Regions from separate parts of the Homo sapiens genome. Here region 1 is linked to region 2. A link is an interaction called in ENCODE POLR2A ChIA-PET data of the cell type or tissue named here. Cell type or tissue: OCI-LY7. All regions are shown on one strand.

Evidence for each region. Peaks named below come from ENCODE experiments on the same cell type or tissue, not always from the same donor. Only the 100,000 strongest peaks of a DNase experiment are listed, where the experiment ranks them.
Region 1: POLR2A ChIA-PET joins it to region 2 with 5 read pairs; 2 of 35 experiments call an interaction of 5 or more read pairs at or near these places.

The regions. Positions count from the first base shown.
Region 1 is chr9:128,290,928-128,294,927 of GRCh38, reverse strand. No RefSeq gene overlaps it. Among named protein-coding and RNA genes, the nearest start is that of SWI5, 17 kb to the right of the region's middle. In OCI-LY7, no CTCF peak of the experiment used is centred here; a DNase peak (open chromatin) is centred at 1,607.
Region 2 is chr9:128,102,084-128,106,083 of GRCh38, reverse strand. SLC25A25 (solute carrier family 25 member 25) reads right to left here. Exons shown (of 11, transcript NM_001330988.2): 4 at 3,969-4,000; 5 at 3,603-3,714; 6 at 2,245-2,403; 7 at 203-355. Among named protein-coding and RNA genes, the nearest start is that of SLC25A25-AS1, 15 kb to the left of the region's middle. In OCI-LY7, CTCF peaks have their summits at 2,115 and 2,321 (motif pointing right); a DNase peak (open chromatin) is centred at 2,333; H3K27ac peaks cover 317 bases.

The DNA of each region.
Region 1 (4,000 bases), 190 kb before region 2:
CGCGCCCGGCCTTTTTTTTTTTTTTTTTTGAGACAGAGGCTCACTCTGTTGCTTAGGCTGGAGTGCAGTGGTGCCATCTTGGCTCACCGCAACCTCTGCCACCCAGGTTCAAGTGATTCTCTTGCCTCAGCCTCCTGAGAAGCTGGGATTACAGATGTGTGCCACCATGCCCGGCTAATTTTTGTATTTTTAGTAGAGACGGGGTTTTGCCATGTTGCCCAGGCTGGTCTCGAACTCCTGACCTCAGGTGATCCGCCCGCCTCAGCCTCCCAAAGTGCTGGGATTACAGGCAGGCAGCCCTCTCCCACATTCTTACCTGGCTGCCTCCTACTGGACAGACATGGATGTCTCTTCCCCTGGGAAGTTTCCCAGTGTCCCATATTGGTTGGATGCAGCTCCAACATGCTTCCATAACCCTGTGGCAGCATTTTATCTGTATTGTCGTGGCTGCTTGAGTCTCTGACCTCCCGCTGGCAGGTGAGCACTGTGTGGCAGGGACCCAGAGACTGGGGCTCCCCAGCACCTGGCCCTGACAGTTTTTTTGTGTAGGAAGAGGCAAGACCAGCCAGCTCTCCACATAGAGAACATGGTGTAAGGTGAGAAAACCTCAAGGAAGGGCTCACCTCTCAAGGGGCTCCCACCCACTCAGAGCCTGGCCACTTCCCTCTCCTCCTCCTCCTTCACCATAAAACCAGGTGGCCGGCCAGGCGTGGTGGCTCATGCCTATAATCCCAGCAGTTTGGGAGACTGAGATGGATGGATCACTTGAGGTCAGGAGTTTGAGACCAGCCTGGCCAACATAGTGAAACCCTGTTTCTACTAAAAATATAAAAATTAGCCAGGCATGGGGGCGGGTGCCTGTAATCCCAAGTACTTGAGAGGCTGAGGCAGGAGAATCGCTTGAACCCAGGAGGTGGAGGTTGCGGTGAGCCAGGGTTGCGCCACTGCACTCCAGCCTGTGGCAACAGAGTGAGACCCTGTCTTAAAAAACAAACAAACAAAAACACAAAAGACAAACCCATGTGGCCCAGAACATTAAGGGAGGAGAGCAGGTAAGGCACTCAGGCACTCACTGTCTCAGGCAAGGCAAAAGCTGGGCGGCACTGGGTAGGGTGGGGTGGCTCATGCCTGTAATCCCAGCACTTTGGGAGGCTGAGGCAGGTGGATCACCTGAGGTCAGGAGTTTGAGACCAGCCTGACCAACAAGGTGAAACCCAGTCTCTACTACAAATACAAAAATTAGCCAGGCGTGGTGGCGCATGTCTGTAATCCCAGCTACATGGGAGGCTGAGGCAGGAGAATCACTTGAACCCGGGAGGTGGAGGTTGCAGTGAGCTGAGATTGCGCCACTGCACTCCAGCCTGGGGGAGAAGAGCAAAACTCCATCTCAAAAAAAAAATTAAATTAAAAAAAGCTAGGTGGGACCTAAGATACATGAGAGCCTCAGAAGCCCCTCACAGTCCTGGTTCTATCTATCTCCAGTGAGGCCACTAGCACTCACCCAAGACCTAAGGGAACAGGAGCAGAGCCACGTTCATCAAGGCAAATGCTGAGCGTGTGTGAGATGCAGGTGGAAAGGATGTCGTCTGATGTGAATCTGACAAAATCTTGTTCCCAGGGGGCATCTGGTTTGGTAAGAGTCTGTTGTGAGGCTTTGTGTGTGGAATGGGGTTAGACAGACCTGGGTGCTGGTTCCAGCTGCCCCTGACTCACTGTGGGACTTTGATAGGTTGTTTCTGCTCTCGGAACCTGTTTCCTCATCCAAATGGGAACAATTATGGGACTTAGCTCAAAGGTGGTTGTGAAAACCTGTTGACATGAGGAGAAAGTAGGAAGTGTAAGAAATGACAAGGAAATCCCAGAAATGAGAAAGAAATGACAAGGAAATCCCAGAAATGAGAATGCCTGCTGCCTGGGGCCACTGTCACTGAGGCTTGTGCTTTTTGTGTGTGTGTTTCTTTTTGAGACAGAATCTCGCTGTGTTGCCCAGGCTGCAGTGCAATGGTGTGATCTTGGCTCACTGCAACCTCCGCCCCCCAGGTTCAAGCAATTCTCTGCCTCAGCTTCCTGAGTAGCTGGGACTACAGGCATGTGCCCCCATGCCTGGCTCATTTTTTTTTTTTTTTTTGTATTTTTAGTAGAGATGGGGTTTTGCCATGTTGGCCAGGTTGATCTTGAATTCCTAGCCTCATGTGATCTGCCTGCCTCGGCCTCCCAAAGTGCTGGGATTACAGGCGTGAGCCACCACACCTGGCTGTGTGTTTAATCTAGAAGAGCTGATAGATGCAGAAGAGTGTCTGAAGTCTGGACCAGGACCAGAGTACAAGCATGGGACACTTGATGGCAGGGTGTGGGGGTAATGAGTCGCTGTCTAGCACAACCCTAGGAGCCCGGTTGTGGGCAGTTGCCCACCAAATACTCAAAGCACCCTTTGGAGATGGGTCCTTGTAGCTGACTCCCTGTGAAAGATCTGTGTGCTCATTCTTATTTCCCAGCCTCCCTCTTGGTTAGTTTGGGCCAAGTGACTAGTTATAGACAAGGAGCTGTGAGTAGAAGTTATGTCTCCCAAATATGGGGGAGTTGGTTTGGAGTTGATGTGTCTTCATCTCTCTCTTCCCCTGCTGTGGTCACTCTGGTGGCCACATGTTCTGATGGTATAGCTCAAAATAGAGGAGGGCTACCAGACCCTCATTAGACTCTGAGACAAACATACCTTTATTGTGTTCAGCCACAGAGGTTTTGTGGTGGTTTGCTGAGTCGGCTAATGCTAATTACCCTGGTGAATACAGCACTACTATTATCTCCGCTTTATTGGGGCCACGTCAGTTGCCCATAGTCACACAGCTCATAAGTGGGCAGAGCTGAGACTCAAATCCAGGCCTGACTTGCATGGCTTTTTTTTTTTTTTTTTTTTTTTTTTTTTTTTTTTTTTTTTTTTTTTTTTTTTTTGAGATGGAGTCTAGCTCTGTCGCCCAGGCTGGAGTGCAGTGGCGCGATCTTGGCTCACTGCAAGCTCCGCCTCCCGGGTTCACGCCATTCTCCTGCCTTAGCCTCCCGAATAGCTGGGATTACAGGTGCCTGCCACCACGCCAGGCAAATTTTTTATTTTTTATTTTTTTGTATTTTTAGTAGAGACGGGGTTTCACCATGTTAGCCAGGATGGTCTCGATCTCCTGACCTCGTGATCCGCCCGCCTCGGCCTCCCAAAGTGCTGGGATTACAGGCGTGAGCCATTGCGCCCGGCCATGGCTGGTTTTTAGAAACCAAGTTTAACCAGGTTGGCCAGGCTGGTCTCAAACTCTTGACCTCACGTAAGCTGCCTGCCTCAGCCGCCCAAAGTGCTGGGACTACAGGTATGAACCACCATGCCTGGCCTAAAATTTATTTATTTATTTTTATTTTTATTATTTATTTATTTTTTTTTGAGATGGAGTCTCGCTCTGTTGACCAGGCTGGAGTGCAATGGCGTGATCTCGGCTCACTGCGACCTCTGCCTCCCAGGTTCAAGAGATTCTCCTGCCTCAGCCTCCTGAGTAGCTGGGATTACAGGTGCGCACCACCATGCGTAGCTAATTTTTTATATTTCGAGTACAGACGAGGTTTCACTATGTTGGTTAGGCTGGTCTCAAACTCCTGACCTCATGATCCTCCTGCCTCAGCCTCCCAAAAGTGCTGGGATTACAGCCCGGCCTATTTTTATTTTTTGAGAAGGAATCTTACTTTGTTGCCCAGGCTGGAGTGCAGTGGCATGATCTTGGCTCACTGCAAGCTCAGCCTCCCAGGTTCAAGTGATTCTCCTACCACAGTCTCCTGAGTAGCTGGGATTACAGGTGCTTGCCACTACACCCAGCTAATTTTTTGTATTTTTAGTAGAGATGGGGTCTCACCATGTTGGCCAAGCTGGTCTCGAACTCCTGACCTCAAATGATCCACCTGCCTCAGCCTCCCAAAGTGCTGGGATTACAGGCGTGAGCCACTGCACCCAGACCCTAATACATAA
Region 2 (4,000 bases):
CTTCCAGGAGTCCCCGGCACATTTTATGCTACCCAGAAATGTAAGGAACTCGTGGTGAGCCTGGGCCTCCTGCCTCGCCCTGCTGTCCCTGGGGTACCACGGCTGGCTCCAAGTGTCAGGGAGCTCAGCCCAGGGAAAGCCAGCAAGTCCAGGCAGTGAGTAGCCACTGGCCGGTGACCCTCCTGAGGAGCTGGGTCCTCACCTGCTCATAGGCCATGAATTTGATGGCTGATTCGGGGGCAATTTTGAGGACGTTGATGCCATTGCCCCGCCAGAGTGACCTGGCCCCTCCTTCTCGAATCATCTGAGTGAAGCCACCAACGATGCCCATGTTGTTGCTGCGGGAGGCATGGACCTGGGAGGGAGGACCGAACAGTCAGACGGACCCGGGGGGCCACAGGCTGCCTCACCCGGCCAAGAGCCTCTGCTGGCCAACCGGCTGCGGCCAAAGGGAAGGCCCTTTCTTCCGTGCATTTTGAAGACAAGCTTGGAATCATGAGCCCAAAGTAACCCAACACGGCTAAGTGAGGCTCAGCTCCATCGTACTGGGTATCTGCTGGTTGCCAGCCTTGTCCTGAACATCTCCATAAAGATGACTTAAAAAAAAAATCAAGGCTGGGCGCGGTGGCTCATGCCTGTAATCCCAGCACTTTGGGAGGCTGAGGCAGGTGGATCACTTGAGTTCAGGAGTTCGAGACCAGCCCAGCCAACATGGTGAAACCCCGTCTCTACTAAAAATACAAAAGTTAGCCGGGCGTGGTGGCAGGCACCAGTAATCCCAGCTACTTGGGAGGCTAAGGCAGGAGAATCGCTTGAATCCGGGAGGTGGAGGTTGCAGTGAGCCAAGATCGCGCCCCTGTACTCCAGCCTGGGCGACAGAGCGAGACTCTATTTTAGAAAAAAAAAAAAAAAAAAAAAAAAAAAAGGCCGGGAGTGTTGGCTCACATCTGTAATCCCAGCACTTTGGGAGGCCGAGGTGGGCAGATCACATGAGGTGAGGAGTGTGAGACCAGCCTGGCCAACATGATGAAACCTCGTCTCTACTAAAAATACAAAAATTAGCCTGGGGTGATAGCGCATGCCTGTAATAATCCCAGCTACTAGGGAGGCTGAGGCTGTAGAATTGCTTGAACCCAGTGAGGGAGGTTGCAGTGAGCTGAGATCATACCACTGTACTCTAGCCTGGGTGACAGAGCGAGACTGTCTCAAAAAATATAATAATAATAATAATAATAATAATAATAATAATAATTTTTAAAAATCAAAGTTTTTCATTATTAAAAAAACTTAAGACATATTAAAAAATAGAATGAATGCCCACTCAGCTTAGACAATGATCAAACCACAGCCAACCTCTCTCTCCTGCTGCCCCACCCATGCTGGTTTAAAGGCACACGCCAGGCATTTGATTTCACCCAAGGCCTGCTTTCAATCTCTACAACATTCCTGATAATTCTGCTAAAAAAACAAAAGGATGAGGCAGTTGTTCAAGCCCCTATTTTCACAGAGGAGGGGAAGTCCTGGGAGGGAAAGGGGTTTGCTCAAGGCCACAAGAGGGAGGGAGGCAGCTGTGGTGGTGCCCTGGGCAGAGTCCAAGCCCGAGGCATTCTGCCCTGAACCACCTGCTTCCTTTGTCTCTGTGCAACACAGGGAGGCCCAGCAAGGCAGACTGGGGAGAGAAAGGAGGCAGCTCTTCCAAGCCGGGCTCCTGGCACAAGAAGTACTAGGTACGGGCAAGGGGACAAGTGGTGGCCAGTCACCATTCAGACATCAAAGTCCACCAGTGTCGTTGTGTGGGTCAGTTTCACAATTCTGCCTTGACATCAGCCCAGCTTATCTCTGCTGTGTGGACATGGATTTGCGTACCTGGCCAAGGTAATGGCGTGGCTTCCCATTGGCATCTGGGTCAGGTGAGGCTCTGCTGGCCCCAGTGTGGGGTAACGTACACAAAACGTACTTACAGAAATTGGTTCCTGCCTCACCCCAGTCTCGCTAGCTTCACCTGTCCACATTATGCCCCTGTAATGTGATGCCTCAGATAAAATTAGATCCGCTCTGCACAAAATGTCACCTACAGTGACATTTTGGTACCCCCTGTCTGAGCAATAATTCTAGTCTAATTTATTGGGTTAGAAAAGTTTGGGCCCAAAGCAGGCACCAGCCAGAGAAAGGGAAAACTAGCCAAGCAGCATCCCCCAGGTGGAAACTGGCCCCCCAGGGGTCTGGGGCCTTTTCCCTACATACCTGCATGAGCACCTTGAGCCTGTCCAGGGGGGCCGTGCAGGTTCTGGATACGGCCCCTGCCCCACCTCCTGCCACCAGGTGTCTCCACCACATCCCCGTCTGCCTCTCCTCCACTGTGAACTCATCCGGGACCGTTAGATTCTCACCCACATCAAAGATCTGTGAGGAAAGATGGCACAAGCCTGACTCAGGACCCTTGGGGCAAGGCTGCTGGCACCTGTCGCCGTCTACCCTCTAGCACGGCTCCAGGCCAGGGACCACAGGACAGGGAGAAGGCCAAGGACTCTGGGTGGGAAGCGGGCTGGGGTCTTTCCCTTCACTCTGAAGGTAGCAGAGCTCTCACCCCTGCTGGGGTCCTGGAGAGGCACAGGTATAGAACCTCAGCTGAACACAGCCGGGAGGTGCCGGTTAGAAAACCATTCACCGGCCCTTTCCAATGCTGCCAGGGAGCTACTGCAAGAACAGCTCACAGGCCTGTGTGAGATTGCCAGGCTGGCTGCGCTGAAGGGATCAGGCCGGGGTGAGAGCCGTCTGAGATCTCACGTGTAACCAGATCACGCTGGCAGAACATTATGCAACGCCTCAGCAAACACGAGGGCTCGCTGCCTGCGTAACCTTTCTCCGGGTGACATCCGGGCTGATCAGAGCCACCTCTGCTCTGATCCCAGGGCTAAAGGCCAGAGCTCTGGGCCAGCTACTCCCACCCCTGGAGCTGTCCATTTAATCTCACCTAACAAGCCCTGGCCTGGCACTGCGAGAGGCAGATGAGGAGCGCCTCTGGCCTCCCCTCCTGGAGCGGATGGTCCAGAGGGACAGGACTGCACACCAGGACTCAGAGAGGGACACGCCAAGCATGAAGGGCTCGGGGCAGAGACCAGCACAGACTCACATTTCTGAACATGAAACCACAGTGGACGGGGGCGAGAGGGCAGCAAATGTGTGACCGTGGGGACACCTCACAGCTCTGCCTAGGTGTTCTCTGTAGAGTAGCTTCTGCCCCAGCCCCCTCCCACCGGGGGGAAGGCTCATACCAGCTTTGGGAGAACAGACAGCATCATGGGAAGGGGTATTTGAAGTGGCCCATGAGGAGCAGGGAGCAGGGAGCATGTGGGGACGGAGGGTGTTCCTGGAAGAGGAAGCCTGTGTGTGTGAACGATGGGGCTGTTCAGGTTGGCTGGAGTGCCAGAACATGGGGAACATGCGGACAGCTCTACTGGGCTGGCAGAAGAGGGGACAGTCTCCTGTGGAAGAGGAGGTGGCTGGAAAGCCCCAGCTGCACTCTGGGATGGGGACGACTGGGTGACTCTGGGCTAAGGGTCCCTGGGAGCAGATGAGGGCCCTGGGCACGTGGGGCTCACCGTGGAATGCTTCCAGTAGAGGATGATCTCGGGGATGTTTTCCACGGGGTGGAGGAGGTGGTAGTCTCTCCACTCGTTCCAGTCAATGGTCATCGTGCCGTTTTTATCCATGCTGCAAGACAGAGGCGAGGCTGCCCACGTGCCCACATGCCCATCCGCCAGCTGCATCCCCCCACCTCCCAGTGAGCCAAGGGCAGGCATTCGGATGCCCAGAAACCACACGAGGTGCCTCTGCCCCCAGGAGAAAGAGCAGGGGGCTCCACACCCCACTTAGCACAACAATGGCAATATAATGGCCCACAAGAATCCCGCTCTGATCAGGCATGGAAGTCAAGGGAGGCAGTCATGAGCGACATGGATACTTACTAGGTGACAGGGCCCCAGAAATGGCCCGTTCG